Regions from separate parts of the Homo sapiens genome. Here region 2 is linked to region 1. A link is a loop called in an ENCODE intact Hi-C map of the cell type or tissue named here. Cell type or tissue: gastrocnemius medialis. All regions are shown on one strand. Links, peaks and the distances in the headings refer to the core of each region. The heading gives the core; the rest is flanking DNA. Region 1 overlaps LOC124902288 (a long non-coding RNA gene). Region 2 overlaps ABL1 (ABL proto-oncogene 1, non-receptor tyrosine kinase).

The links. Peaks named below come from ENCODE experiments on the same cell type or tissue, not always from the same donor. Only the 100,000 strongest peaks of a DNase experiment are listed, where the experiment ranks them.
Region 2: it touches region 1 in a loop (6-fold over the local background); 90 of 110 quality-filtered maps call a loop at or near these places.

The regions. Positions count from the first base shown.
Region 1 is chr9:130,771,790-130,787,859 of GRCh38, reverse strand. It overlaps LOC124902288 (a long non-coding RNA gene), which reads left to right. Exons shown (of 3, transcript XR_007061823.1): 3 at 5,066-5,192. It also overlaps a transcript of ABL1 not described here. Among named protein-coding and RNA genes, the nearest start is that of ABL1, 55 kb to the left of the region's middle. In gastrocnemius medialis, for the core only: no CTCF peak of the experiment used is centred there; DNase peaks (open chromatin) are centred at 5,119, 6,479, 6,829 and 8,659; H3K27ac peaks cover 4,433 bases.
Region 2 is chr9:130,853,805-130,869,874 of GRCh38, reverse strand. It overlaps ABL1 (ABL proto-oncogene 1, non-receptor tyrosine kinase), which reads right to left. Exons shown (of 11, transcript NM_005157.6): 2 at 15,638-15,811; 3 at 14,779-15,074; 4 at 6,840-7,112. Among named protein-coding and RNA genes, the nearest start is that of ABL1, 27 kb to the right of the region's middle. RefSeq lists enhancers at 3,099-3,393, 6,387-6,887, 6,888-7,388, 8,450-9,297, 9,298-10,147 and 1 more. In gastrocnemius medialis, for the core only: CTCF peaks have their summits at 6,089 (motif pointing right) and 8,927; DNase peaks (open chromatin) are centred at 8,884, 10,311 and 11,394; H3K4me3 peaks cover 542 bases; H3K27ac peaks cover 4,393 bases.

The DNA.
Region 1 (16,070 bases), core at 3,069-11,068:
CACGCAAACCCTGTGACCCTTCACAGAGCACAGGAGGAAGATGAGGCTGCCATGTCAACAGGTGACGGGAAAACATCTCAATTTTTAATGAATTCTTATGGAGCTGAGCATGGGCTGGTGTAACACTAGAATTCCTGTCTGAACTCACTTGCAAACCCTTTTCCATGGGCCACTACCAGGTGCTCGTGACGACGACTGGGAGCAGAGCACGAGGCTGGAGAGAGCACCCCTCAATACCGGACTCGGGTAAAATCTTGCCTCCTTCCTGAGCCCCTCTCTCAGACCTAATGCAAAAGCCGTAATCCACTGGGGGAAGGGCAAGAAACCTTCCCTGTCCCCGGGACCCAGGCAAAGATCTGCTGCTCCTGGGGGTGAGGTACCAGCAAATATGATCGTCTGCTGGATTCTGCACTGATACAATGCAAAAGTCAGCTTCGGGTGGGGTTGGGGGGAAACGTGGGAAATTCTCTCTCACACGGGAGCTCACACCACACACACACACAAACACACACACAGAAGGCAGAGTCCAGGTGGCATGGAGGGTGAAAGCACACAATGCTAAGAAAGCCCTATCCTGAAGTCCAGGCACACAGTACCTGCCTAAGATGGAGTCAGACTAAGAGAACCAAGAAAGTCCCCATCCTCTTACCATGAGCCTGGCTCCAAGTAAAGAGCAACAGCAGTTCCCCACTGGGGCAATGACACGGGCAGGCTACGAGTAAAAGGATGGGAAAAGGTGTATTATGCAAGCGTGATCAAAAGAAAGCTGAAGTGCCTATCAGACAAAGTAGACTCAGAGCAAGGAATATTGCAGAGCCTAAGGAGAAACAGCATATAATGATAAAGAGATCAATGCAACAAAAAGCCATGGTGGCCCTGACCTAAGAAAAGAGCTTCAAAAATACAAAAAGAAATCACAGAAATAAAAGTCGTGATTTAGTCCTTATTTTAATTCTGACTAGTTTTCCGATACTTTTCTTCCATCCTTATTGGTCCAAGATGTTTTTTTCACTTATTAAGTTACTATATCATAACAGAACTTTAAAGTGAATAACTAATTGCAAAGTGTGGCATATCTTCATTGCAGTACTGTTTGTGTTGGCAAAGTCACTTAAATGCCCTTCTATGACAAGCTGGCAGAGCTGCTTGCCGCACTAGGGAAGGAGGAGGAAATGACAGCAGAGGAGCTTCATCCAGACAGAAAGATGTAGAAGGGTCCAGCCCTTCCCTCACATCAGGGTGCAAAGAGTAGGAGGCAGTCAAACATGTATCATCACTTCCCTGCCCGCAAATTCCGAGGAAGAGGTGATGTACCAGTCAGGAGACAGAAACCACACCAGTCATTTCAATAGGGAAAATTTAATAAAAGAATTATTAACAAAAAGTAGATACTGCTAAGAGAGCGTTCTGTGTTTTCTGAGATTCTGTATTCATCTATTTGGCATCCATTAGTCTAATCACAGGGTCAAACTCACACACAGCCAAAGCTGTTTCCGTCTCCCCTGCCACCCAGAGCCCATTCTCTGAACCACCTCCTTATCTAACTCTCACACACAGAGCCAATATTTCTCCTACCCTAAATCACCCAGAGCTAGGAACCAGACAACGAGGGACGGCCCTCTGCCCCAGGGCCCCCCAGAATTATCCAAAATAGCCAATCCTCAGATGTTTCCCTGGCCCTGTCTGGCCTTTCCCACAGAAGCCCAACAAAGGCTCTGGCCTGGGCGTTCCCCCAGCTCCTTTCTGCCCTGTGGATGGTGCTTCCCCATGTGCCTGTGTGGTGTGGCGTGGCATGCTCCCCTCTTGGAAATGGAAGTAATAAACATTTTCCATTTTCTTTTATTGGGATTGGCCTTTCTGTGCCATCACTCAATAACCTCCACAGACTGAAGTCCCACAGGAGATTTTTTTTTTTTTTTTTTTTTTTTTTTAGTTTTGAGACAGAGTTCCAGAATGTCGCCCAGACTGGAGTGCAGTGGCACGATCTCAGCTCACTGCAGCCACCATCTCCCGGGTTCAAGCGATTCTTGTGCCTCAGCCTCCTGAGTAGGTGGGATTACAGGCATGCACCACCATGCCCAGCTAATTTTTGTATTTTTAGTAGAGACGGGGTTTCACCATGTTGGCCAGGTTGCTCTCGAACTCCTGACCTCAAGTGATCTGCCCGCCTTGGCCTCCTGAAGTGCTGGGATTACAGGTGTGAGCCACCACGCCCGGCCGAGATTTTTAACAAATGACAGAAGAGTAAAAGAGGACCCAGGGGTACAGAAGTAGCAAATGAACAAAGTGTCTACTACTTAGAGCCCACTATATTACTATGTGTCTTAAAAAGGGCAGGTAGAGTGAAGAGGGAGGAACTAAGAACTTAGGAGAGCCTCCCCCAACCCCAAAGCTGAGATTCAGACTCTTCAGAAAGGGCACAGCTCCACAGGAACACACAGCATGCCGGTGGCAAACATGCTTGTCAGAGGGCGTGATCCAGAGCTGGCCCAGGGCAGCAGCCCACCACGTGGTGGAGAAACTCCCTGCAGGGTGTGTGTGGTTGGAGCTGGTGCACGGTACCACCCACTGGGCTGTCTATGATGGCTGATATGTGTTTCTGGGCATCTTGCACGCCAGTCCACTGATACTCACTCACCAGTGAAAATCAGCACACTGGGAAAGGACGCCCTCCTCCCACCATGACCTTGCCATGTCCCTCCAGCACTCTGTTGACAAAGCCTAACACCTCGCCAGCAGGCAAAGGAAAACTGTTGACAGAGTCCAGTTCCCATGTCACGAAACATGGCAAAGCAGAATGGATTTGGAGATAACAAGCAAGAAATTGATAACTAGCACAGGTGGGGAGAGGGTAGACTGGTCGTCAGGTTGAAGGGAAGGCACTGGGGCTTTTGCCCCACTTCCTAATTGAAACTCTAGGAGAAGACCACCTCGCAGATGCAACCTTCCACTCATCCCAACACGGATGGCTACAGAATAAAATGGCCGTGTTGCATGGCCTTATGCAGGGGAAGCATCTCGGTTTTAGCACTCTAAGCCTCCTGTAGCTTAACTAGTAAGAAAGAGAGTGAAGTTCCACTTGGAAGCCATGACATCTGCTGCAGGGTGAATGTACCAAAAGGAAGCAAGGACAGTTCCCTGGCCCTGATGGAGACAAAAGAAAAAAATTCAAGACCACCAACCACACTTCAGGGGATACCTGCGAAAGGCCCAGGGACCAGACCAGACCAGACTAGATGAGCAAAGGCAGCAAGCATAGGCCAGGGCCTCCCTCACCTCCACAAAAATCTCACAATCCCCCAAGACCAGATGCTGGTTTTTAATGGGGGATGGCAGGATATATGAAAAAATCCAGAATTTACCCAAAAGATACTGTTTAAGCCAAAAGAATATAAGACCTTATTAACTGGCCAAAATACCACTCTTTGCTTCTCCCCATTTCTAGATGATGACTTATGAGGAAGACAGATTGGTGATTTTTTTAAATGCTGTAATTTCTCTGCACAGCTAAGTAGCAGTATATAAACCTATAACCCCACTATATTACTATATGTCTTTAAAAGGGCAGGGGTTGGGGGGACAAAAAAACACAGAAATTTGTATATTCGTAGAATATTATACTTCTTCAAATCGAAGATGCCACTGCAAGAGGTGCCTTTATTTTATGTATCACTAAATCATGTGCCAATTAAACCATGGCATTATATTGCTTTTAAGATGTACCCTGATTTTAGAGATTTTTTTTAAAAATGAGAAATAATGTACATTTTAGAATCAATTAAAGTGGCCCTGGAGAAATACAGAAGAAACTAGCAAGATGGGACTTACTGTTTATCAAGCGTCTTTTCTTGGTTGCTTGAATTTCCTTACCTTGTGGACGTTTTCTTAAAAACACACATGCACAAGCTGGGTGCTGTGGCTAATCCCTGCAATCCCAGCACTTTGGGAGGCCGAGGTGGGCAGATCACCTGAGCTCAGGAGTTCGAGACCAGCCTGGCCAACATGGTGAAACCCCGTCTCTACTAAAAATACAAAAATTAGCTGGGCGTGGTGATGCCCGCCTGTCATCCCAGCTACTCGGGAGGCTGAGGCAGGAGAATCGCTTGAACCCAGGAGGCAGAGGTTGCAGTGAGTGGAGACTGCGCCACTGCACTCCAGCCTGGGCGACAGAGCGAGACTCTGTCACAAAAAAAACAAAAAACAAACAAACAAACAAACAAAAAACACATGCACAAACTTCCACAGTGTTCACCTTAAATTCTGTCCTTAGAAGACAGCCTTGTCATTCTCAATTTGAGGGGAGACCTTACATTCCTACCTAGACACTTTCTAATTCCAACAAATATTTCTAATTCACAGCCACTTACATTCAAATCCAAATGTAATCTACTGCTCGACTTTGCAATTCAGGATATATCCTTTTGGTCCCCCGTTATCAGAATACATCTTTATGAACTAGCAAAGGATGCACTCCCTAAAGCTCTTGTGATTACTGCCAAGCTAAGTGTCCAAGCTAACACAGAGTAAACAATCACAGCCTCCATCTCATCAGGTCTCCAGAGTTCACATCAAGGATGCCAAAAAAAACACACAATTGATTTAATATTCCACACGAGAGTTACACTTAACACTGGGTGGTTATTTTTTACTTCACAGAAGTCTTCAGCTCCATGAATAACTCCACAGGCCATCTAATCCATCTTAAATTCACCAAATGGGTCATAATTAAAATATTACTGATACCTGGAGGATTCTGAATATGGACTGTATATCAAATAATGTTCCTGGATCAGTGTGGATTTCCTTAAGTGTGGCAATGATGTGATGGTGTAAGAGAGTGTTCTTGTTCTTGGCTATCGTGAGTATATAGCCAATTTCCAAGTGGACTGGTAAAAGGGAAATGTTTCTATGTAAGAGAGATAGCAAGTGTTAAGAGTTGATGAATCTAGGTGCATTGTTCTTTCAACTTTATAGGTTTGATGATTTTCATTGGAAATGTTTAAGAAAATAAAAACAACAATAAATGCTCTTGGTAAGTACAATCTGTCCTTCCCAACATCCTCAGGGAACAGAATTCCACAACTTCCCACGAAGCCAATCCAGCTGCAGCATCTTAGCAAGGACAGTCACCACCACAGCGGCAGCAGCAGCAGCTAACAGATGCTGGGGCTCTGCGCAGGCATGCTAAGACCTTCAGCGCATTATATCTTGGCATGTTCTCATTAATCCTATGAGGTGGGTGTGTGTTATCAACATTCACATCTCACAGGTGTGGGAGCCAAAGCTTCAGAGGGGTAACACGGTTAATGGTGTGATCCCACCCAAGTTAAGGGGAAAGCCAGGATTTAAAACTGGGTAGACAAACTTTGGAGCCCCAGGCTCTAAATTTACCCCTACCAGTCTCTTCAAACTTGGGTCAGGATCCATTCTTAGTCATGAGATCCACTACTAATGAGTCACAGCCTATCTTTTTCAAAATGAAATAAAATAGAAAATATCGGCCAGGTACAGTGGCTCACGCCTGTAATCCCAGCACTTTGGGAGGCCAAGGCAGGCGGATCACTTGAGGTCAGGAGTTTGAGACCAGCCTGACCAACATAGCAAAACCCCGTCTCTACTAAAAATACAAAAAAATTGGCCAGGCATGGTGGCGCATGCCTGTAGTCCCAGCTACTTGGGAGGCTGAGACAGGAGAACTGCTTGAACCTGGAAGGTGGAGGTTGCAGTAAGCCGAGATCACACCACTGCACTCCAGCCTGGGCAACAGAGTAAGACTGTCTCAAAAAAAAAAGAAAAAGAAAAAGAAAATATCACTCACTGTGCTCCACAATAAGGAAAAGTACTAATCCAGACCTTCTTCAGCTGTATATGTACATATATGCATATGTGTGAATGTGATGTATATACGTACATGTATGTGTGCATATGTGAATGCTAAGTCATAACTGAATATGTATTCCTCATATGGGTCACAATGCTTGAAAGCCACTGCATTATTCTATATTACCTCCTCCTCTTCTCTCATTTCCTGCCCAGAAGCCTCACTGTTTAGGAAACTAAATGGGGAAAAAAAAAATACAGATTTAGATGGTTAAGGGGAGAATTCCACTGGGAATTATCTAATCTCAAAATAAGCCAAAATAATATACTTTTAGTACACACTAATAGATAATAATGCAGCTGGCAAATCTGGTAATATAAAAGACATATTTTCAAATAGGAATTTGGATAATCCCCTTGGTGTTTGTTACAGTAAGATGTTATCTGGAATTCTATTAAAAGATTATCAATTTAAAAGTCAAGCTGAAACTGCATATATAAATATGGTCAATGGTTAAAATCAGAGGAAGATTCTTCTCTGGCAATTCTTCTCCACTGAAAATCCAAACGCATGTCAACATGACTGAGGGTCAAGAATGTTCAAAGAAAACTATTGTGACATTGCGGGAGGAGTCCAAAAGCAGCTAAGAGTGCGTGTGTGCCTGAGGGTGGGGATGGGGCACCCACACGGGCAAGTGAGAGGTGGAGAATTACTGTACCAGTGCCCTCCCAAACCAATCACCCTACTGTGTATCCTGTTTCAAAAGGCTAAATGGGAAAAGCAAAGAAAAAAATCATTCTACATGTGTTTAAGGTACGCCACTCAAGAAGGGTTTTCTGTGAATTAATCTTACCATTACCAAATGAAGTCATAGGAAGAATGTGCTATGTCTTTAAATCCATGGCTATTTTTCATTCCAAGTTTCTGTTTGGGGCCATTACTGCTCTCTTGGGACTGCGTTGACTCACTGCGTCTTCAGAATGACGCAAGTGAGGTTCTCTGCACAACTTCAAAACAGGCTGAATATATCCAGCAAAGGCTGGCTTCAGAGCCAACAGACCAATCAGGCACCCATTTGCAGAGTCGCTAGAACCAGGCAGGAGATGGGAACACTCTCCTCATTTTCAGTTTCATTAGGGTCTGATCACCTTCTTCAACAGGCAAAACAATTTGACTGTCTTAAAACAATCTTTTCTTAATTTGCCCGTTCTCTTTAGGACCACATTTCCACCTTCACTGCCCACTCAGAATCCTATCTACTTTCTTGGACTTACTTGGTCATATGGTAAGAAAAGAATGGAAACAAGAATTCCAGCCCAAATGTCTCCAGTGCTGAGTATCCCACATTTCTGGAGCTCCCTCCTCTCAACTTTTTTTTATCTAAATAAAAGAAAACTCCTCCTTCCTGGTGTCAGCCAGGCAGAGGAGAGAGGGAGATGAGGGAAGAGGGAGGAGAAAGGGGACAATTCGCCTAGAAATAGCAGGTACGAGTACAGATACGAGGTGAGCACTATCCAAAAACGAAAGTTGCAAGAGTTTTCATCTGGAGACTGGTCAGATCCAGACAGCTCCAAGATCAGCCCCAATATCACAAAGGTAAATATGGCTTCATCTGCATGGCCTGGATCCAGATAACCTCAGCATCACCTGGTTCACCGTATGGCTTCTTCCTAAAACAGCCAAAAGCCAGAGGAAAATGTGTTTGCTTTTTTTTGAAGTGGTTCACAAAATGGGCTGTTCAATTTCTTTTTTGAGACTGAGTCTCACTCTGTCGCCCAGGCTGGAGTGCAGTGGTGTGATCTTGGCTCACTGCAACCTCTGCTGCCTGGGTTCAAGCGATTCTCCTGCCTCAGCCTCCAGAGTAGCTGGGATTACGGGTGCCTGCCACTGCGCCCGGAGTATTTTTTTGTAGTTTTTAGTAGAGAAGGGGTTTCACCATCTTGGCCAGGCTGGTCTTGAACTCCTGACCTCGTGATCCAGCCACCTCGGCCTCCCAAAGTGCTGGGATTACAGGCGTGAGCCACCGCGCCCGGCCCAGGGCTGCTCACTTTCACACAGTGCTCTTTTTAAGAACATCCAAATTATAAAAGGCATCCATGGTGCCTGAAAGCAGAGTGGCTCTATTAATACAATGGCAGAGCAGCTGTAACTAATTAAACCTCTAGTAACCAAGCTAGCTGTCAGGTTTGCCCGCAGTATCCCTCAAAATCAGATGCAACTTCACCATATTTCTGTCTTATCCTTACCAAGATAATAGCTACCTAAAAGCATCAAGAGTATGACATTTGTTTTAAACCTAAAGTAACTCCCCACATAACACGTTACTTATATGGCATATAGGTTTGCTGTGTGTGCGTTTCTGGAGCAGCCTTGTTTGTTTAGTCAAGGCATTTCACCATCAAACATACCATTGCCAATCCAGTTCCCTCTAGAAATTTATAACCTCCCCCTCCCCAAGCATAAAGGGCTAAATGTATAGAGGACTAAACAGTATGAGGTCTTTAGCGTTGGGGAATAAAGACTTTAATATATCTCAAGATTTTACAGACTTTGTTTCAGAGGTGAAATGTACTGCGTTATGCCATAAATCAGCAAGCCCTAATGTCAAATAAAAAAATGGTGGGGGGCAGCACAGAGGCAAGAAGGATGGAATTTTTATAGTAAACAACCTTGCCATCATGAACGATGACTGTTATTAAACTGTGCTGCTGCTTTTCCAGTATCTTTCTTTCTCCCTCTGTGGATCTTCGTTGCCCTAACTACCATTTGACTCATCTTAACAAATGGCACACACATCTCCGGTGCAGTCGCTGCCACTCTGTGACTCCAGATTGGCTTTCACTCACCTGGCAGTGGCTTAGGCCAAAGACTGTGATCACCTCACAGCTGCAGGACTCTTCTGCACACAAGTAATTAGAAACTGATTCTAAGACGACATTCTTTAAAAGCCATAGTTCTTATCAGTATCTGATAATATTTAAATCTCACTTATCCTAATTCTCGATTAACTGGAAAGTTTTTCTTCCCTATTTGCCACAAATGTTTTTACTTTCAAGGAGAAAATGAAAAAACTGCAAAATACAAGGGACTTTTAAACAATTCTAAACAAGTTAAAGCTAAATCTCTAGGGGTTAAAGTATATTTGGTTGAATGGGCTGTGTTTTTCCTACCCGTAGGAATCCATAATATCACAGGAATTGAAATGATGCCTCTGGGGCTCCCGGTCAAGATGGTGGACTGAGCACATGCACTCATCCCCCTCCTGCCTGTGACCCCTTTAAATTACAGCCAAGGAGTAAAAAAGGTATAAACCACGACAATGGTGAGAACAGAGAAGCTGTCATCATACTAGATATTTCAACAAACTGGGGGATCTGAAAGTGGATGGGCAAGCATTGCTTGGCAAAGGAGAGCAGAGGAATTCACAGGTGAGGATCAAGCCCATCTGCCCAGAAGAGCCCCAAACATGAAGATGGCAAGTGCAGTGGAGGAAGGGAGTGAGACACAGAGGGCGGGGGAAAACCAGGGATCATACGTCTGTATATGAAGCGGCAGCCAGCCAAGGCACACGCCTGACCCACTTCTCCACCTCCTCACCCCCAGCAAGGAGGGGTCTTCTCTGAAGAACATAAAGTTTGGAAAGTATTAATGCAGTGTGTCAGTGTCCCAACACAAAGCCCTGAGAGGTTCCTCAATTCCCCTGCTCACAGTCTAGAAAGTACTAATGCAGTGAGTCAGTGTCCCAACACAAAGCCCTGAGAGGTTCCTCGATTCCCCTGCTCACAGTCTAGAAAGTACTAATGCAGTGAGTCAGTGTCCCAACACAAAGCCCTGAGAGGTTCCTCGATTCCTCTGCTCACAGTCTAGAAAGTACTAATGCAGTGTGTCAGCGTCCCAACACAAAGCCCTGAGAGGTTCCTCGATTCCCCTGCTCACAGTCTACAAAGTACTAATGCAGTGTGTCAGCGTCCCAACACAAAGCCCTGAGAGGTTCCTCGATTCCCCTGCTCACAGTCTAGAAAGTACTAATGCAGTGTGTCAGCGTCCCAACACAAAGCCCTGAGAGGTTCCTCGATTCCCCTGCTCACAGTCTAGAAAGTACTAATGCAGTGAGTCAGTGTCCCAACACAAAGCCCTGAGAGGTTCCTCGATTCCCCTGCTCACAGTCTAGAAAGTACTAATGCAGTGAGTCAGTGTCCCAACACAAAGCCCTGAGAGGTTCCTCGATTCCTCTGCTCACAGTCTAGAAAGTACTAATGCAGTGTGTCAGCGTCCCAACACAAAGCCCTGAGAGGTTCCTCGATTCCCCTGCTCACAGTCTACAAAGTACTAATGCAGTGTGTCAGCGTCCCAACACAAAGCCCTGAGAGGTTCCTCGATTCCCCTGCTCACAGTCTACAAAGTACTAATGCAGTGTGTCAGCGTCCCAACACAAAGCCCTGAGAGGTTCCTCGATTCCCCTGCTCACAGTCTAGAAAGTACCAATGCAGTGTGTCAGCGTCCCAACACAAAGCCCTGAGAGGTTCCTCGATTCCCCTGCTCATAGTCTAGAAGGTACTAATGCAGTGAGTCAGTGTCCCAACACAAAGCCCTGAGAGGTTCCTCGATTCCCCTGCTCATAGTCTAGAAGGTACTAATGCAGTGTGTCAGCGTCCCAACACAAAGCCCTGAGAGGTTCCTTGATTCCTCTACTCATTAGTCCAATACTGAAACCAGCCAATGGACAACCCCATCCACATATATAGGACTCCCAACACCCCTTCCATTCCCATGTTCTTAAGCATGAATGGACAACCAGGATTACCAGACTGCTGAGGAAAGCCTAGAGCATCACAGAAAAAGACCAAGATGAACAGATTATCCTGAAGGAAACAGATAATTCAGGAAACTGGAGATAATCCAAACTACAAAAAACCGTAACTCATATCCTCAGAGAGACCCATAAAGATTATATGCCCAGAAATCAAGAATGTGATACTAGGAGAAGGATTTTTTAAATAAGAGCTGTGGTAGTTAAAAAGTATGACTGCCAAAATAAAAAATTAATAGAAAATAAGTGAAAAATACTCAAGGAAAGAAATCTCCCAAAATCCAGAAAAAAAGACAAAGATCTAGGAAAACCAGCATTAAATTAATAAGAGTAAAGAGGCCAGGCATGGTGGCTCACACCTGTATCCCCAGCGCTCTGGGAGGCCGCGACAGAAGGATCGCTTGAGCCCAGGGGTTTGGGACCAGGCTGGGCAACATAGGAAGAACCCGTCTCAAATTAAAACCAAACAAAGAATAAAGAGCCCCCTCTAAGCAGCACCTCCCTTGTGGCTTCTGTAGCTTGTCTACACTAGCCCTGCAACTCCCCCCAGCTCCTCCAGGGCTACCAACTTCACACCAGCCTGTCCACCAACAGGCAGCCCCCAAAGACCTCAAGAAAAGAGTCACCACAGCTGCTGCTTTTTTTTTTTTTTGAGATAGAGTCTCACTTTGTCGCCCAGGCTAGAGTACAGTAGCACGATCTCTGGTCACTGCAACCTCCGCCTCCCAGGTTCAGGTGATTCTCCTGCCTCAGCCTCCCAAGTAGCCACCACGCCCAGATAATTTTTGTATCTTTAGTAGAGACGGGGTTTCGCCATGTTGGCCAGGCTGGTCTCGAACGCCTGACGTCAGGTGATCTGCCTGCCTCGGCCTCCCAAAGTGCTGGGATTACAGGCATGAGCCACCGCGCCCAGCCTCACCACAGCTTTTTAGGTTAACTTGAAGCTCACTTAATTGAATTTCACAGAGGATTGAGTATTAACAGGACTCAGGACTCTAAAGTTTAGCTCTGTTATCCCAAGGCCAGCTTTATGATTCCTGAGTGAGCTGCCATGTGATACCACATGACTAATTCTCTATTCATTCCACTTTTTCTTTTCCCTCACTATTCTTTCTTGCATTGCAGACATTCTTCCTTTTTGGATCATTTTCTCTTTTTTGAAAGTATAAAAGTTCCTTTGTGAGACCGTGCTGGAGACATCAGTTTTTGTTTATCTGAAAATGTCATTATCATGCTCTCATTACTAAATTATATTTTAGCTAAGTTTAAAATTCTAGGTTGACAATAATTTTTCTCTCAGCGCTTTTAAGATACTGTTCCACTGTCTTCTTTCTGGTTTCCATCGTTGCTGTAGAGAAGTCTCCTTTGAGTTTAATAGGGTTCCTTGGGAGGTAATCAGTTTCTCTCTGATTGCTTTTAAGATCTTATTTTTGTCTTTGGTGTTCTATTGGCCTTATATTTGGAGAAGACTTTTTTTTTTTAATTCCACGTGGGATTTGCTCTGATTCCTGAATCTAAAGATTCTTGTTTTTCACTATTCTTGGAAATTATTTAGCAATATCTCCTCAAATATTGTCTCTCATCTGTTATCTCTATTGACTTCTTTTCTCTCTCCTTATAGGCTTATATTTTAGACTTCTGTCTCTCTATGCTGCGTTTTGTATAATTTCTTCAGCTTTATCCCTCAGTTTACTAAATCTCTCTTCAGTTGTGTCTAACTTGTTAAACCCATCCACTGAAGTTTTAATTTCACTGATCGTAGTTTTCATTTCTTTTTTAGTTCTTTTTCAATTATTTGATTTTTCTTCATAGGATTTTAGTCCTTACTTGTTTTCTATTTCACATTTTATTTCTTTAAATGTTTTTAAACCAGTATTTTATATTCTGAATCTGACAGTTTTTATATCTAAAGCTATAAAGTACTATAGTTCTACTGTTCATTTTCCTGCTCTGTGATGCAAGGTTGTTTGTTTTCTCATGTTCTTAGTTTTGGATTGTGAGATCATGTTTGGAGAAGCTTTATCTTTGGGAATCTGGTGTTAAGACTGAGAAAAAGATAGATATAGTCCAAGAGGATATGCATTGACTTCTGCCAGCTAACTAGGAACTGTAGTAATCTAGGAACTCTAGCAACCTAGTATCTCTCTAAAATAATGTCTCTTCTTGGAATTTCACAAACTACAGAGGCCAGGTAAATTCAAACAAAGTTTAAAAGAAGGCATGCTTAGAATAAAAGTTATCTCGGGAGGTTTTTGTTTCCTCTCACTCAAAGTGCAGACCAAATCAGACAAGTTTCTTTCTCTTTGTTTTCTTTCCTTTCTTTCCTTCCTCACTTCCTCCTTCCCTCCCTCCCCCACTTTCTAACTTCCTTTCTTTCTTTCTTTTTTGAGATAGGGTCTCACTTTGTCACCCAGGATGGAGTGCAGTGGTGCAATCTCAGCTTCGGCTTCAACCTCCTGGGTTCAAGAGATACTTCAGCCTCAGCCCCTCAAGTAGCTGGGACTATAGATGCACGCCACCATGCCTGGCTAATTTTGTTTGTTTGTTTGCTTTTTGTTTTTGTTTTTTTAACAGATGAGGTTTCTCCATGTTGCCCAGTCTGGTCACGAACTCCTGAGCTCAGGCAATCCGCCCACCTCAGCCTTCCAAAGTGCTAGAATCACAGGCATGAGCCACCGTGCCTGGCAAGTTTCTTTTTTAAATATTCTGCCAACAGCTTATTCTTTCTAGTCTATCATTTTGCTCAAAGTGTAGCCAATCAATGATCTTAGCTTTATAGGGCAGTCTGAATTCCAAGTCCCTGTCTACTCATAGGCCCAAGATTATGTCTCCAGTTCCCCAAACAGCAGCCCTTAAGACTCAAGTGTCATCGACAGCTACCATATGACCAGCGATCCTGCTCCTATTTACCCAAAGGAAAAGAAAGCAAATGTCCACACAAAGCTTTGCTCATACTGCAGGAAAAAGGCAAAAAATAAAAGTAAAAAAGATATGTTCATATGTGTTCTAGCAGCTTTATTTGTATTAGCCCAAAAAGGGAAACAAATGCCCATCAGCAGATGAATAAACAAATTATGGTCCATCCACACAATGGAATAGTACTCAGCAATAAAAAGGAACAAATTATTGATCCAAAAACATGGATGAATCTCAAGATAATTATGTCAGGCAAAGAAGAGTACATAGTATATGACTGTATTTTCTAAAATTTTATATAAATGAAAACTAATTTATGGTGACAGAAAACAGGTAAGTATTGGACCGGGAAGGAGGTAAATCAGGGAAGAATTACAAAGAATCATAAGGAAACTTCTGAGGATGATGGGCTTTTCACTATCTTAATTGTGGTGATCGTTTTGTGGGCATATACATATAATTTATCAAATTGTATACTTTATATATGTGCAGTTTATTTTATGTCAGTTATACCTCAATAAAACTATTGGGGAGCCGGGCACAATGGCTCATGTCTGTAATCCCAGCATTTTGGGAGGCTGAAACAGAAGGACACTTGAGCCCATGAGTTTAAGACCAGCCTAGGCAACATGGTAAAACCCCAAAACCCCATCTCTACAAAATGAAAAAAAAAAAAAAAAAAAAGAGTTAGCCAGGCATGATGGCCCACACCTATAGTCCCAGTTACTCAGGAGGCTGAGGTGGGAGGATCACTTGAGCCCAGGAGGTCAAGGCTTCAGTGAGCCATGATTGCACCACTACACTCCAGCCTGGACGATAGAGCAAGACCCTATTTCAAAACAATAGCAACAAAAACAAAACATTGGGGGAAAAAAGCATCTTGATTACTGAAATTAGCAAACAATGCCAAGACGTTTACAGTTTTGGCTTGTCTTTCTTATTTTCAGCTCATCTTTTATTTTTTATTTATTTTTTAAATTTTTTTTTAAATTCGAGATGGAGTTTCACTCTTGTTGCCCAGGCTGGAGTGCAATGGCACGATCTCAGCTCACTGCAACCTCCACTTCCCAGGTTCAAGTGATTCTCCTGCTTCAGCCTCCCGAGTAGCAGGATTACAGGCATGTGCCACCATGCCCGGCTAATTTTGTATTTTCAGTAGAGATGGGGTTTCTCCATGCTGGTCAGGCTGGTCTTGAACTCCTGACCTCAGGTGATCCACCCGCCTTGGCCTCCCAAAGTGCTGGGATTACAGGTGTGAGCCGCTGCACCCGGCCAGCTCATCTTTTATTTTATAGGCCTTGGGGATTTACCTTTTTTCTTGCAAGTTCAGCTATTCATTAAAAAGATGTTTATTATATTTTAGGGATCAGGTCTAAGTATTTTTGTCAGGTCAATTTTCAGGATAATCTGTCCTATCACCAGCAAAAGTCTCCCTCATACCTGTGTTTGAAGACAATGCTAAATTGTCCCTAAAGTTTGTCTATCATGTTTGCCCCCATCTCAGTCAAAATCCTCGACAGTGAAGCCCCTTGGGCAAGCATTCAGTTGGATCCTCACCTAATCCCTGTGCCCTGCGTTTTCCTCTTCCCATGCCCTTGCTCAGGACATTCACTCTGGCCAGATTCTGTGTCTCCTGCCTGTACACTTTCCTCTTTTCAACAGATTTGGGGTGTGGTGAAATTCCACCTCAGTACCCCAGGCCTCTTCATATGCCCAGATCCCGTCTCCTCCTCTTCTCCCACCAAAAACCACTCCCATCTTTTTCCCTGACCAGTCACCCTAGTGAGGAGATGTCTCTTTCCTCTCAACCGCTATAATTCTTCACATGTCTATTACTAACGTCAACCCAGTAAGGTCTAGCATTTGAATCCAGTGTCTCAGTGTTTCATCTTCTCTATTCAATTCCTGAAAATCATGACCATCTGTGAGTCTACAGTAGCACAAGCTCAATGCCTTGTACTCATGTGGACAAACAGTAAATACTTGGCAAGGGAATTGATAAGCATATGAAGGATGAAAATCCTTCAGGGAGAGTGTATGTTTGGGAGATATCTCTCTACCAAAGATGCAGGTGAGCTGACCAGACCAGTGTTCCGATGTAAATGACTGAAATCCAGCCAGTCACAACTGCTTAGAAGTATCCATTTCAAATCTAAAAGGCAGGGAAATACTGTGCTTCAAGAGAATCACAACTGAAATGTTAACATTATTCTCCCTAAGGCAGTTACCAGGAAGCATTTTTTAAAAACACCAACTTTTGGCTGGGCGCAGTGGCTCATGCCTGTAATCCCAGCACTTTGGGAGGCCAAGGCTGGCGGCTCACCTGAGGCCAGGAGTTTGAGACCAGCCTGGTCAACATGGCGAAACCCCATCTCTACTGAAAATACAAAACTTAGCTGGGCGTGGTGGCACGTGCCTGTAGCCCCAGCTACTCAGGAGGCTGAGGTGGGAGGATTGCTTGAGCCCAGGAGGAGGAGGTTGCAGTGAGCCAAGATTCTGCCACTGCACTCCAGCCTGGGCGAC
Region 2 (16,070 bases), core at 4,609-12,608, 80 kb before region 1:
TCAGCCTGGGCGACAGAGTGAGACTTCATCTCAAAATAGAAAACCAAAACAACAACAACAAAACAGCCTACGTTTGTAGTTGTGTTAAACTGGAAATATCCCTGACGCAATTCTGTGACATTCCTTTACTTTCATTAAAAAAATTCCTATCATTTTGCTGAAGAAAATTCTCTTTATATAGTAAAATAAAGCTAACTCAGATGAATGAGGTGAAGGAAACACTTTGAGTGAAAGCTATGAATTTTCAGCCTGGTCTCTTCTGTGCTTGTTAGGGAGGGAGATGGGTCAACTGGCCTCTTTGCACGGACTGACGAGGCTGGCCCAGATGCAGATGAACATTCTGGGCGGTACGGCGGAGCGGTTAAGAGAATGACTTGTGGATTATACTGACCTAGCTCTGCTGCTGTGTGACCATGGTAAGTTACTCACCTTCTCTGAGCCTGTTTTCTCATCTGCACAACAGAAAGAATGTCAGTATCTCCCTTGTGCACAGAGTGCCAAGAGCAGTTCCTGGCATGAGGCCAGCACTCACTCAGCGGTGCTTGCTTTTATTACTATTAAGGCAGTTTATCTCTATTCCTGAGTAGACCGAACAGATAGCTTGTAGAAAACAAAGGCTGGTTCTTTAATGAATACTAGGGTTGTTTGTCTTCTCACAGATACATTCTCCCAGACTCAACATCTCACAGGTATTTTCTTTTTTTTTTTGAGACGGAGTCTTGCTCTGTCGCCCAGGCTAGAGTGCAGTGGCGCGATCTCGGCTCACTGCAAGCTCCGCCTCCCAGGTTCACACCATTCTCCTGCCTCAGCCTCCCGAGTAGCTGGGACTACAGGCACCTGCCACCACGCCCAGCTAATTTTCTGTATTATTAGTAGAGACGGGGTTTCACCATGTCAACCAGGATGGTCTTGATCTCCTGACCTTGTGATCTGCCCTCCTCGGCCTCCCAGAGTGCTGGGATTACAGGCATGAACCACTGCACCCGGCCCTCATAGGTATTTTCTAATCAGTTTCCTCCTTTTTGCTCACCCCCAAGCACAGGTATTCTACAGCATGAAAAAGAACACTGTTTTTAAAAATGGCTTGGCCTCTCTGGGGGGCCGAGACAGGCAGATAACTTGAGGCCAGGAGTTCGAGACCAGCCTGGCCACATGGTGAAACCGTGTCTCTACTAAAAATGCAAAAATTAGCCGGGCGTGGTGGCAGGAGTCTGTAATGCCAGCTACTCAGGAGGCTGAGGCAGAAGAATTGCTTGAACCTGGGAGGCCGTTGCAGTGAACTGAGATCATGCCACTGCACTCCAGCCTGAACTACTGGGCAAAACTCTGTCTGAAAAAAAAAAAAAAAAAAAAAGAAAAAGAAAAAAGAAATGGCTTGGCCTTCCAGCAGTTTCTGTGTAGCAGGCTTTCAATGTCTCGCTCTCAGCAGGGACCCCCTCCCTGAGCAGGGCCATTATCTACAGATAGATCAGTTTCCACATCTGTTTCTGGTTAACCAAATGCTAGGTGAGAGAGGTTACAGGCACAGTGAAACACCACAGGGATTATCCTTATTTCCAATATTCCTTCACCCATCAGATGAATCAGGATCAACACAGCTAAATACACTGAAGAGACTGCTGGGTGTGGTGGCTCACGCCTGTAATCCCAGCACTTTGGGAGGCCGAGGAGGGCAGATCATGAAGTCAGGAGATCGAGACCATCCTGGCTAACATGGTGAAACCCTGTCTCTACTAAAAATACAAAAAATTAGCCGGCGTGGTCGCAGGCACCTGTAGTCCCAGCTACTCGGGAGGCTGAGGCAGGAGAATTGCTTGAACCCGGGAGGTGGAGCTTGCGGTGAGCCGAGATCACGCCACTGTACTCCAGCCTGGGTGACAGAGTGAGACTCTGTCTCAAAAAAACAAAAACAAAAACAAAAAGCAAAAAAAAAAAAACCACTGGAGGGATAGAGTTAGACTGAGGAAGGCGATTCACACTCCAGAGGTGGGACTTGAAGCTCGAGAGGAAAGCCCAGGAGAGACCACCTCGTAGAGGAGCCCCCAGAACTCATCTCCCTGGCCAGAGGAGAACCCACTGCAAGGAATGCCTGTCTTGCAAGAGCAAGTGCAACCTGGCAACAGCAGGCTCCGAGCCCTCCTTGTGCGGCCAGAGAGCCACTGCGTACAACTGCCAAGGGTACGACTGCCCTTCTTCTCGGCTTCTTTCTGGAGCTCCCCAACTAACACCCATTTCCTGGGAGAAATAAAACCGAAACACACTGTGCTGGGTGGAGGAAACAGGCACTCTCTCAACACCACTGGGGAGTGCAAATTGATGACACAAACTCCTTGGAAGGTACTCTGGCAGTATGGTCAAGGCCATAAATGCACATGGTCCCTGATCCAGTAGTTTCTGGAAGCGGACCCACCAGGATAGTTTCACATACATGCAAATGAGGGGAATCACTGTGCTGCTGTTTAGAACAGCAAAATATTGGAAATAAGAGAAAGGCCCACTGAACACTGGTACATGTTAAAATATATCCATACAAAAACAAGACAACCTTATGTATATCAATAAGGAACAACTGCCAAGACACATGATGTGGACAACAGAAGACAGAGATCCGTGCCTATGGGATGCTGTCACCTGGTTAAAACAAGGTTCACATATGCGGACTCAGGAAAGACACAGAACTCGAGGGTGGGACAACCTATTCAAAAAAATATATCCTGCACATTATTTTCCACTGTTTAAGTAGTAAATTTGTCAGTTAGCTCATGAGTCAATCTAAATGCCACAGCTAGATCACCAGCGGTCTTTTCCAAATTCTATTACTTAGAGAACTGATTCATAGAAAAAAAAGACACTGATGTACAAACTCTGAATACAGTTCATTAAAAAATTGCAGCCTCTTAGCTGGGCACAGTGGCACAAGCCTGTGATCCCTGCTACTCAGGAGGCTGAGGTGGGAGGACTGCTTGAGCCAGGAGTTTGAGGCCAGCTGGGCAACACAGTGAGACCCCGTTCCCCCACCTCAAAAAAAATTAGAGCTTCTTGTACTTGACTGTTGGTTTTCTTAAGCACGTCCTCCCTTTAACACAGATAGCAAGACTATGTCCTGCCCAATACTATCAAAATTCAAGGGTGCAGTTCCCAATCAATGAGCCTTTGCTGTAATTCCAGCTTCCCATCTGCAGGGGTCAGCCTAGTGTCCTGCTTTTTTCCTGTTCTCTTCTGTCTTCCTTCTGCCTGGAAGGTATATGAATGACCCAAGGTTGCTTGACTTGTTCACTATGGAGTTGCGGTTAAAAGTAGGCCCTTGCTCCCCCTGCTGGCAAAAGAGGACTCTGGCTCTGCCCTTGGAGAAGCCAGCGATAGGAAACAGGCTGGATGGGAGGAAACTGAGGCCCAAAAATCGGCTGAGGGAAGGACGCTTGGGCAAGGCTGCAAGGATTTTTCAAGGGTTTTGAAGAGGAAGGTAGATCGTAGCCACAAACTGCAAAGGAAGTAAATGGGAGAGTGGGGGGAAAAGGTGATTTTTTTTTAAAAGGCATAACTGTGGCTTATGTAAATATTTTATGGTATTTGAGAAATAAGAATCTGGGTTCAATTTTAAAAAAGAAGAGCTGAGCTTTGGAGCTGAGTGCCCCAGTTCAAATCCTGATGCTGCCACTCCTGGCTGTGTGATGCCAGGTCAGTCACTTAACCTCTCTCTCTTCCATTTTCTCAGCATTAAAATGTTGATACAGGGTGAATGTCCCTTAACTGAAAGGCTTGGGGCTACAAGTGTTTCGGAGCTCAGATCTTTGCAGATTGGGGAATATCCACACTATATTACCAGATGAGCACTCCAAATTAGAAAATCCAAAATCTGAAATGTTCCAGTATGCATTTCCTCTGAGCTGCATGCCGGTGCTCAAAAAGTTTTGGATTTGGGAGCATTTAGGATTTGGGATTTTAGGGTCCGGGATGCTCAACCTGGAAGGATCTTAAGGTTGTGAGGATTCAATGAGATGCGACATGTAGTAAGCACAGAGGTCTCTGCCAGGCACACAGCAAGGGCACGATGAAGCTGAATGTTAGCCACTGCCATGATTTAGAATCCACTCAAGGATTTCAGCTTTTTTTTTTTTTTTTTTTTTTGGAGACAGGGTCTCACTCTGCTCCCCAGGTAGGAGTGCAGTGGCACGATTACGGCTCACTGCAGCCTCAACCTCCCGGGCTCAGGTAATCCTCCCATGTCAGCCTCCCAAGTAGCTAGGAATACACACGCACCACCACGCCTGGCTGATTTTTGGTATTTTTTGTAGAGGCAGAGTTTTGCCATGTTGCCCAGGCTGGTCTTTAACTCCTGGGCTCAAGCAATCCACCAGCCTTGGCCTTCCAAAGTGCTGGGATTACAGGCGTAAGCCACCGTGCCTGGCAATTTCAGCTTCTATAGCAAAGGTAAATGCCCCATATTTACACTAATCTTATTTGACAAATAGGCAACATACTGCAGGGATGTTTCTGCGCACGGCCAGGAGGAAGGAGGGCTAATTTATTTAGCAGTTGCTTAGTACCGTATTTTCAGTTAACACACTTCCAGAAAGGGACATACTGCCTTTTCCCTAATTAGATACCACTCCGGGTGACTGCCCACAGAAATCCACGCAATGACATCCTGTAATTCTTTACCAACTGTGAGATCGTAAGTTAATTAGGCTCTTGGGAAAAATTATTAGAAGTATAATTAAAAGCAGAGTAACACATTATTAGTAAAGCACATTCTGAAAGGCACCCACTTTAGATTCAGTGATATAAGAAACCCACCCCACAAACCACACAGGTCTCCAGCAGGTACCCTTCTCTGGAGTCTCCTCCTTCAGTTGTTCAGAAAACAATGCCACAGCACCATCTACTGAAGTAGCGTTTCCTCAAATGTCAAGTTGTACAACCCGATCTTGGAAGTTTTCAGACAAGCTTTTACTGGTTGAAATCTAGGGTATTTTGCGCTTGGAATCTTCCTTCATTTGACAAATCCTGGTGAAAGTGTGCTGAAATCTAGGCCATTCTCAGTTTGCTGAGCTGGTCAAGGCCCCATTTCTTGGGTCTGGTCTTCAACCCTGTGCAACCCAAGGAGCTGGGGCACCTGCACAGCTCCCCCGTCCCTCCTTCGTTCACCCCCTGGTGGTGTCCCGAGGACTGCTGCGCTGCAATCCTTCTTCCTCCTACTACCTGGACCACCCTATGTCTCAGATGAAGAACTCTGTCCCATTCATTTTCTAATCCAGTGTTGAGCCCAGGAACCGTCAAATAGAAGTGAAGAACTTGATAAATATTTATTCAATTAAGAAAAAGTCCAGGGCCGGGTGTGGTGGCTCATGCCTATAATCCCAGCACTCTGGGAGGCTGAGGTAGGCAGATCACTTGAGGTCAGGAGTTTGAGACCAGCCAGGCCAACACAGCGAAACCCCATCTCTACTAAAAATACAAAAATTAGCTGGGTGTGGTGGCGGGTGCCTGTAATCCCAGCTACTCGTGAGGCTGAGGAAGGAGAATCGCCAATTTGGGGAGGCGGAGGTTGCAGTGAGCTGAGATCATGCCACTGCACTCCAGCCTAGGCAACAGAGTAAGACTCCGTCTCAAAAAAAGAAAAGAAAAAGTCCTATCTGAGAAATATCCAGGGTCCTTAAGGTAACCCCAAACCATGCCCCCACCCCAGTGCCAGTCCTGCCTCAAAGACAGGCACGTGCTGAATAAGAGCATCAGGAAGCCACCTTTGGTTTCTAGGACTAAAGAATGTGATCTTTTCTCTAAAGCAGCCACTTCATACCAGTCAGAAATCATACTTCCCATTTCACTATGCCTTTGGGTGAAGGCATCAGGTCAGTCAAGGAGTCCCTAAAAGGCAGGCATGTGGCTGCACCAGTCTCAATGTGTGCACCTGACTTCTGAGACACATGCACAAACTAAACTCTATTTTTCCCAGAGGTGGATGTTTCAGTTCTTTTCTAACAGCTCTAAAAAGGGGCTGCCTCTCTTGATTTCTGTGCACAGGTCAAGGTAATCAAAGTTCATTTAAAACAAGTGGAAATAATGTAAGTCAACACTAGGGGACACCCTCGCCACAGGGAAAAGCCTGGATCACATTTTGAAGAATGCAAAGGGCTGAAAATGAAAACTTCCTTCCCTTGGCGTCCTAAGGGTTTCAAAGAACTTCAAAAGAAGAAAAAAACCTGCCTGGAAACTACAAACACTATTCATTAGTGGAGAGGGTAAAGTCCCAGTTAACAAGAAAGACCAGACTGTATCTGAGTTGGTCAAAAGCGAGTTTCCTGGATGCCTTTCTAGCGGGGACACTTCCACCTCTGCCTGCAGGAGTCTGGGCAGCTGCAGAATTGGAACCCACTGGGGATGCCCAGGGCACCTGCCTTCCAAATCAGCCAACAAAAATCCACAGAAGAGTCAAATGCATTTTGGTTAAATCTTCTTTCAAAACTCAGAGATCTTTTTTTCCTCCTTAACTCTCGGTAGGAAGTGATCTCCATGCCGCACGAACAGCATGGAAATCCACGGCTTTAAAAGAACCTTGCCATAAAATGAGAAAACCTCTCCAAATGACTAATCTTTTTACACCAAAACCCCTCCATGCTTGTCAGCTCTCACCATATGTGGAAACACACTCGGACTATGAGAATGATTCCACTCCTACAAAGACACAGGAATGATATAAGACGGAAAAGTCAATTCCGTGGCGCCAATGAAGCCCTCGGACAGCAGGCAGGAGGTAGACTTCCAGGCAGATGCATCGCCTAATGCCAGCAGACGCCTTGCCCCACGTACCCTGGGCACCCCCGGCAGTCCCAGCCTACCTTCAAGGTCTTCACGGCCACCGTCAGGCTGTATTTCTTCCACACGCCCTCGTACACCTCCCCGTACTGGCCCCCGCCCAGCTTGTGCTTCATGGTGATGTCCGTGCGTTCCATCTCCCACTTGTCGTAGTTGGGGGACACACCATAGACAGTGGGCTTGTTGCGCTTTGGGGCTGGATAATGGAGCGTGGTGATGAGCCCGTCGGCCACCGTTGAATGATGATGAACCAACTCGGCCAGGGTGTTGAAGCGGCTCTCGGAGGAGACGTAGAGCTGAAGGAAACAGGGAACAGCCTTCAGCCCACAGAGACAGGCAAGCTCAAAGAGCTCACGTGAGCCAGTTTGGCTGAGCCTTAATTCACTACACAGCAAAATCTCACATAAGGAGCTCTCCACACAGGACAGAGTGTTTAGAAGATCACTTCTGCTGTCTTTCTCTACGTGTGCTCTAAGTTACTCGCTCAAGCAAAAAGACACAATAAAAGGCCTCAGGGCCTCTGTACCTGCTGCTGCTCCCTCTGCCTGAAATCTCCCACTCCCTCATCTTCCGTGCCCAGTTCTCGCTTCCCGTTCCAAGGCCAGTTTTAAGGTCCGTGAAGTCTTCCCCAACCACCCAATCTAAAGTCATCACACGGCACGGGTCATCCTACCACCTGTCTTACTTCTCAGCAATGGACCCACTACTAGCTCATAATTTCCTGTTTATCTGCTTAATTACTGTCTGTCTCCACCTAAGAGCATGCAAGCTTCATGAAAGCAGAACCCTAAGCTGTCTTCATTCCAATGTTGAGAACAGGAAATCAACATGTAATAAGTACTCAATAAATAACTGTTGATTAAATTAACACATGGTAGAACTTGGTGGGTAGTTGCTGGTAGGAAAAGCGAAGAATTCATTTAATTTATAATTTAAAGGGGATAAACCTAGAATGAAATAGTGACCAGAAGATGAAAACCACTAAACACATCCAACACGAGGAAGCAAAAGGAAGGATTTACGACACAAGAGCATTCGGTCCCCGTGTGAGAGCTACAGCAGGTGAGGACCTAGGGTCAAACCCTGCATGTAGAGTTTGCATCTGGACACAACAGAGCTGGAGAGGAAGGAGAAGGAGCAGGCTGGCAGAAAGCAACAATGCAGTGGGTGCCAGCTACCTGTTTTCTTCTCTTTTCATTGGTGTGGCAAGGGAATACTTCCTTACCAAAAACAATTCCACATGAAAAATCCACATAAAACATCTGGACTCCAGGCACATAACTGAATCTACTGGCTTGCTCAGGGTAGCCAACCATCACTGAAGGTGGAAAGAAGACTTAAAATCATGACTAGGCATTCAGAAGACTTGCCCAAACTGCAAAGATGTGGGAAGAAGGAGCAGATTTGGGACAGTGGTGATGCTTGGGACGAGAGGGAGAAAAGGGAACAGGATCAGGCTTCAGCTATAACTGTAATATCTTATTACTTAAAAAAAAAGAAAAGGGAAGAAAAAGCCTGAAATACACACAGCAAGGCCAAGGCCTTTGGCTGTGGGTTATGTCAGGCACCATTACTATACGTCTGTAATAGTAAATAAGAAAAATGTTTTTAAAAGAAGGTAGCAAAGAAATATACAAGTTAGTCCCATTGACAACTCTCAAGAAGGTAAAAAGGATTCGTCAACAGGAAGGTTTCTCTTTCTTTTGTTTTGCTTGGGGAGATAACACAAGTGAATTCCTAAAACAGGCAAGCCAAAGGCACACATTTTGGGGTTACAATCTTTTGGTAACAATATCACTAAAATAAAATTCTGAGAAACGCAAAACTTGTCTAGAAAGATTGCTTCACTCTGGGGAACTTGCTCAAGGTGTAAGGACTGTGGCCTGGGGACACTGGCTTATCCCTCTGCAAGACAGGACCGCTGAATGGCAAGACTTATCAGGATGTGGCGGCCCTGCTTTTATTCTTGAGAGCACGGAAGAGAAGCCTCTGAGTGAACTGCTCTAGGGACACACACCATGAGTCACGCTCAGACCCACGAACGTGCACACAGGAATGTGTCGGGGAGCGGAAGTCGGCACCGCTGAGGGCTGCCGTTAGCTTCATAACCACACGGTGACGTCCACGCACTCTCTTCACTGCTGGTCACCAACACAAGTGCTGCACACAAAGAAAACGGAGCGGGACCTGGGGTCAGCTCCCAATCCCCGACCCTCTGGAAAAGACTGTCAGCTGTCCGATTACTTCACTGCCGGTGGCAAGTGCTCCAACCCCTGTTCTCACGTTAGCTCAGCTGATGATGTGCTCCCTACCAAGGACTCTAGAGAAGTGAGAAAAGCCATTCCAAGAAGACATTCCTGCAATCAGAGCACCACTCCCATCTTGGAAATCACTGGCACAGTACAGAGTCAAAGAGCCCGTGTGGCCTGCTGGGCTCCAGGGCAGGGCACCTGGGAGCAAGTCTCATTATCCCTCTCTCCCGTCGGAGCAGGAAGCACATGGGCCTCAAAGGAGCGTTCCCCAACTGGCGGATCGGGTTCCTTCACTCCAAAGTGGAATGCTAAGGGCTCCCCTAAGTCCTAGTTTACGCAGAATTTCTTCTTGGGCTCATTTGATTCCCCCATTGGCTACTGTGTTAGAGACTTCAGTTACAGGAGGTTTCACTGAATGGCCCAACTTTATCCTTTTCAATAATTAAATTTATAGACCTTGTTGTGACTTAGTTCATTTTTCAACATAAAACTTACATACTGACACTTACTAAATACTAAAACCATTCTCCCCCAAAGGCACCGCATATTTGGTTCACAGCCATCTTCCCCGTGTCCCACTAACAGTCAAGGCTGGTGCTTCCTTCTGATTAGTTCCAGGTTTTGAGCAGCACTTGTTGGGGAACTGTGTAATCATCAGGAATTCATGGCATGTTCAGGGAAGAAAGTAGTGTCATGAATGGCATGTCATTACGCTATGCACCTGGTTCCATGAACACTCAGGTGCTCAGTCAGGGCTGCTGCCTCTCCCTAATCATGCATGAACCTGAAGGATGGGACTTGTCAAAGAAACGCTTAGAAACAGCATTTTGCCAGGAGCAGTGGCTCACGCCTGTAATCCCAGCACTTTGGGAGGCCAAGGAGGGCAGATCACGAGGTCAGGCGTTCGAAACCAGCCTGGCCAACATGGTGAAACCCCATCTCTACTAAAAATACAAAAATTAGCCGGGCATGCTGGTGGGCACCTGTAGTCTCAGCTACTTGAGAGGCTGATGCAGGAGAATCGCTCGAACCTGGGAGGCGCAGGTTGCAATGAGCCGAGATTGTGCCACTGTACTCCAGCCTGGGTGACAGCCTGTCTCAAAAAAAAAAAAAAAAAAAAAAAAAAAAAGGAAAGAAAGAAAAGAAACAGCGTTTCTTTTGACAGCCACACTGACAGGCCTAACGGAGCTTAGACTTGTGCAACCTTTGGCTGCTTTGGGCCCGGGAGTCCCACCTCAGACATACTGTTTACAGGTTGCTCAGCCAGGAAGCAAGTTCCCCCGAGAGCTGCTCACACACCAGCAGGAAGGCAAGCCTCGCAGTACACAAGAACGGTCCAAAGCCCCTCCACCAGAGCAGGTTAGCCATGTGCTCGGCTTTTCACCAGGAGGCCTACGCCTGCTGAGCCACTGTCAGGGCGGGTAAACCTTAAACATCTAAGAGGCTGTGTAAATGGTCCCTTCCTGCAACTCTGCTGAAGCTTAGGGCCTTGGATCTGTCACTTCAGCAGACGATGAAAATAAATGTCAACTGGGCAAATTTCTTTCAAGAAAAGGAAAGACTCTATTAAGGACTAGAAGGAATCGAGGAACGTGACAGGGGCATCTCATAGAAGTCAATGAGGTGTGGACACATTCAGAACTAAGAACTTTAGGCAGAAGGTGGTGAAGAAAAATCAATCTTCAATTCCGCTATGTCAACAGAGGGTTACAACTTTGGGAAAGGATCAGAACAATGACAGTCAAATCCCCGGGTACCCAGAGATGTTTGAGCCTGTCAAGGCTCCTAGGAAATGGCAACGGCTCGGTTTAGTATTGGCCCCTTCAAGAGTCCAGCTCATAACTCCCAGTCCCCAGCTCTGGGCCCCGAGCTGATGGTCCTCGGCTGATGACCCACAAGGGCTGCTGAAAAGCTCAGAACACGAGGAGAGACACAAATAAGAGCCAAGAGCGGGGAGGCAGAAAGAAATCCTTTGGGGCCTTACAGAAGAATCTTCTAAATTCAGTTGTTTTCTAAAGATGAGCTAATTTAAAAATAAGAACCAAACTTATTCAACCCCAGCCTATTCCTCCTATCGGTCTTAAAATTTCCCCTTAGAAATCCAAAAAGGATTGCATCGAAGTTCTGCTATGTGAGCAGCATTTTTCAGCGGCGAGCCACACGGTCACACGCATAGCTGTGGGAGCTCCCTCTAACGATGTTCACTCATTCCAGTGATACGATCCCACCCAATACACCCCCTCGAGTGCGGCCCTCACAGGAAGGAACCTCCGCAGACGGTCTGCTGGATGACGCTGTGGGCTCAGAAGTCCCCAGGTGCCCAAACGGCTGATGGGAGAGTCTGTGCCAGACGGGGAGGGAGGAGGCAAGACGCCAAGGGAAGTGTGATGTGTTGCCCAATGGTGGACACTGCCTGGTCACATAAGCTCCCTGTGCTCTACCTGGAATGAAACAAACCCACCTGGCACATACTAGCTTTTAGACAGAGGCATCTTAGGCAGATTCTCCCTCTTTGGATGAATCTCAAATTCTGCAAATCACATATCCCATACGCAGGCCTTTCCTTGCCCATTTGAACAGTATTTTAGATCAACCCCTAGCTAATGAGCTGTCACACTAGATCATGCCTGCCTGCATCTGTTCCAAGGTTGCTGATTAAACAGCTCTAGGGAAAAGAAACCATTATCCTGTTCGGTGCAAACCTCAAGTGACTATCTCGGTGCAGCATGACTTGCCTTGGATAAATAGCACACATGGGAAGCAAGCTGTCTGCTCCAGAAAATCACCCCCCATGGGCGGTGCACCCTGGTGTTCTGATTCACTAGAAAGGTACCCTTGTGGTCTGAAGGCTCTTTCAAAGGGCCCAATGTCCTGAAGTACGTCCCTCAGAATGGAAGAACGCAGCTCCACCTCTGGGATAAGAACAATAACCCAAAAAGCAAGCTGACAGGCCCACGTCTAGTCACACAGGGATAACAGGCTCTTTTGTCCGTCACGCACACTGCAGTGTTGGTACTAAAGAATTCTGCAGTGGTGGAAAGCATCAGATATGGGCAATAGGATTTCAGCCAGAAGACTTTGGGATGTGAAGAAAAATAAGAACATTAAAAAGGAAGTATATGTATGTTCATATGGTACAAGTGAATGTGTGAAGACAGCCAAAAAAAAAAAAAGTTAAAAAGGTAAGTGGGGACTAGCCTATCAGATACCACAACATGGTATGAAGCCATAGCAATTACAAGTTTGGTACTGGCATACGGATAGACAGACCAATGGAAGAGAACAGAGAGGTCAACAGGCCTAGATACACATATACACTTGGTATATTTCTAACATGTAGGAAAAAGATGAATTTACTAAATGGCATAAAGATGACCCAAAATATGCCACATGGATATTCAACATAATGAGATGCCATTCTTTACCAGTCAGAGTGACAAAGGTGTTTTTACATGTCTAATAATAAACTGTTGGTGTGGGTTAAGGGGAAACAAGCCCTTTCATGGATTGTTTGTGGGAGAACAAATTTGTACAATTTCTATAGAGGGTGACCTGGTGATGCACATAACCTTCAGTCAGTTCTGGCAACTTATCTGCACACACTTACACCCACATAAAGAAGCACGTGCAACGCATTTTCAAACCAGGCCATGGGCCACTAGTCAGTCTATGAAATAAATTTAGTGGATTACAACCAGAATTTTTAAAAAATGAAATAGAACAGAATGAAATACAAACTATCAGAGTGCGTTACATACAGTAAGGGTAGGTAAGACTTCATGAAACTTTTGTTATATTGTGAGGGCTGGGTGGTGGTGTAAAATGAGTTTTTCTTACAGCAGAACCAGATTTTTGAAAAGGTTTGAAAGCCACCTCATATCAGCATTATTTACAATAACTAAAGATTGGAAACAACCTAAAAGTCAACCAGCAGGGGACTACTGAAATAAGTGACAGTCCATCCACGGTACACAGTCACTGGTAAGAATGAGGCAGCTCTAAACCTGTTGCCATAAAACAATCTCGAAGGTGTATTATCACACGGGAGAAGCATGATGCATTCGCGTGCATGTATCATTTGCGTGCCTTTTTGAATATAAACATCCACATAAACATCTATATACCATCCATCTGTGTCCAGGTAACTCTAGAAGGAACTAGTACCAGTGCTTGCCTCTGGGCAGGAAAAGTGAATTAGGAGACGATTACTTTTTACTGTAATTCATTTTGTTCTTTTGATTTTTTTTAACCATATGCATGCATTACATACTATTTAAAAAATATAGGCTGGGCACAGTGGCTCGTGCCTGTAATCCCAGCATTTTGGGAGGCCGAGGAGGGCAGATTGCTTGAGCTCAATAGTTTGAGACTAGCCTGGGCGACATGGCGAGACCCTGTCTCTACTGGAAATACAAAAACGGCCAGGCGTGGTGGCTCACGCCTGTAATCCCAGCACTTTGGGATGCTGAGGCAGGTGGATCACCTGAGGTCAGGAGTTTGAGACCAGCCTGACCAACATGGTGAAACCCTGTCTCTACTAAAAATACAAAATTAGCTGGGTGTGGTGGTGCATGCCTGTAATCCCAGCTACCTGGAAGGCTGAGGCAGGAGAAATGCTTGAACCCGGGAGGTGGAGGTTGCAGTAAGCCGAGAACGCACCATTGCACTCCAGCTTGGGCAATGAGAGCGAAAATGCCATCTCAAAACAAATAAACAAACAAAAAACAGCTGGGCATGGTGGTGTGCGCCTGTGGTCCCAACTACTCGGAAGGCTAAGGTGGGAGGATCACTTGAGCATGGGAAGCAGAGGTTGCAGTGAGCCAAGATCGCACCACTGTACTCCAGCCTGGGTGACAGGGCAAGACTCCATCTCAAAAACAAACAAACAAACAAACATACACCATCGGGACCACCTATCAACACTGTACCTCAACTACAGCCTGGTGCAGTAGAATAAACTGTGGGATCCAAGCCTATTCCATCAGTGACTCACTAGGTTGACATCGGGCAAGATCTCTTTATGCCTCCCTTTCTTTAATGCAAAGATGCAGGTATTATAGCAATACCTCAGTCAATGTTAACTCCTCCCTTCTCTTTATGGACTCTTAAGGATTATTTATATGAAGACCACAAAATCATATAGGCCACCTCCCTTACAACACCACACTTTGGGTTTGGTAAGCTGTGGGTTTGATCCCGGTTTTCACTGAAAACTGCATGCGTGTATGCACGTATGTCCACACACCTCTCCATGAATGTGTTCATCCGCAGGAAGAAGCCCACGTGCCAGGCGTCTGTGGGGGAGGGGATAGTAAAGTGGTCTTTCGCTCTAAGAAAGGTTATCTATTATTTGAATTTTTCTCGTTGGGGATGATTTCTATCATTATAAAATATTTTTTTTAAAGGAAGAATCTTATTGTAAAAAATGTGTCCAAAACCCAACAGATATTCCTCCTATTTTAAGTAACTTGCTAACAACAAAACTCTAGCAAGACAATAAGAGAATCATACCAGTCCCAGGAACTTGTAATATCACAGAACGGATCCTCAATAAAGGGTCTTCATAAGGCTAATGGAATGACTCCCACCTGAAAGATTCTTTAAACATCTTCTTGGTTGAGCTTTCTTGCAATAATTTATCAATCCGACAGCAGGACCTCTGGTTCCCCTGCCCTGGGCCCATCAGCGCCCCCTGCCAAGGGTCCCCTACCTTGCCATCAGAAGCAGTGTTGATCCTGTAATGGTACACCCTCCCTTCGTATCTCAGCGAGATGGACCTCTGGCCAGGACTGCTCTCACTCTCACGCACCAAGAAGCTGCCATTGATCCCGCTGCTCAGCAGATACTCAGCGGCATTGCGGGACACAGGCCCATGGTACCAGGAGTGTTTCTCCAGACTGTTGACTGGCGTGATGTAGTTGCTTGGGACCCAGCCTTGGCCATTTTTGGTTTGGGCTTCACACCATTCCCCATTGTGATTATAGCCTAAGACCCGGAGCTTTTCACCTGAGAAGAAAGGAACCAAATCAGACATATCAGCTTTGGAAACCAGCTTCGTTCTTTTTCATTGATTCTTGTGTAACTACTAAAAATCTCCAAATTCCTAAATACCAATTTCATTTTAACAAGTCCACATAAAGATATGCATTTATAAGTGTATGAGAATTCACGTTTACATTTGAAGCTTCCTGTTTGTACTGAACAGATAGGTAAGTGTATAGCCTCAGTTTTTATAAATCAATTATGTTTATTCAAGTGCTCTGTTCCTAATATAAGACATTTTAGGGAAATAATGCTTTTTCTTAGGGGAAAAATTGCGTTCAGTATTTTGTCCAGCTGTCCTTTTCAGTATAAAAAATAGGGCAAGTTCTGTTTTTGCCCAGGGCTATTGTACAAGAACTCCTCTAAGGAGAGTCGACTCCCTTAGAAACATGCAGTTGTTGTTTTGGATATCCCTGCAGTCCAGATTTCAAAGCTGCTCCTTTAACGAGCAAAGGGTGGTAGGTCAAACCGCAATTCCCAGATTTCTATCTCCTGCAACCACCACTAGCTGCCCACAACCCTTTTACCTTTAGTTATGCTTAGAGTGTTATCTCCACTGGCCACAAAATCATACAGTGCAACGAAAAGGTTGGGGTCATTTTCACTGGGTCCAGCGAGAAGGTTTTCCTTGGAGTTCCAACGAGCGGCTTCACTCAGACCCTGAGGCTCAAAGTCAGATGCTACTGGCCGCTGAAGGGCTTCTGGAAGAGAAAGGGGGGAACAGAAAAAAGAAAAAGGAAGAGAAAATTGGGAGAAAAAATTAGTTTTATTCTCAGAAGCAAAAATATTTGTGTTTCCAACATTACACATTCCTATTTCATTTCTTAACATCTGTACATACTATTATCATTAAGGTGGTTTTTAAAAAACTCTTCCTTTACTAAATCTTGTGGAAATTAAGTATTTTCACTCCAAGGTGGTAATTATTGTTCCCCAATAGTTTGAGCTTCTAAAATTCAT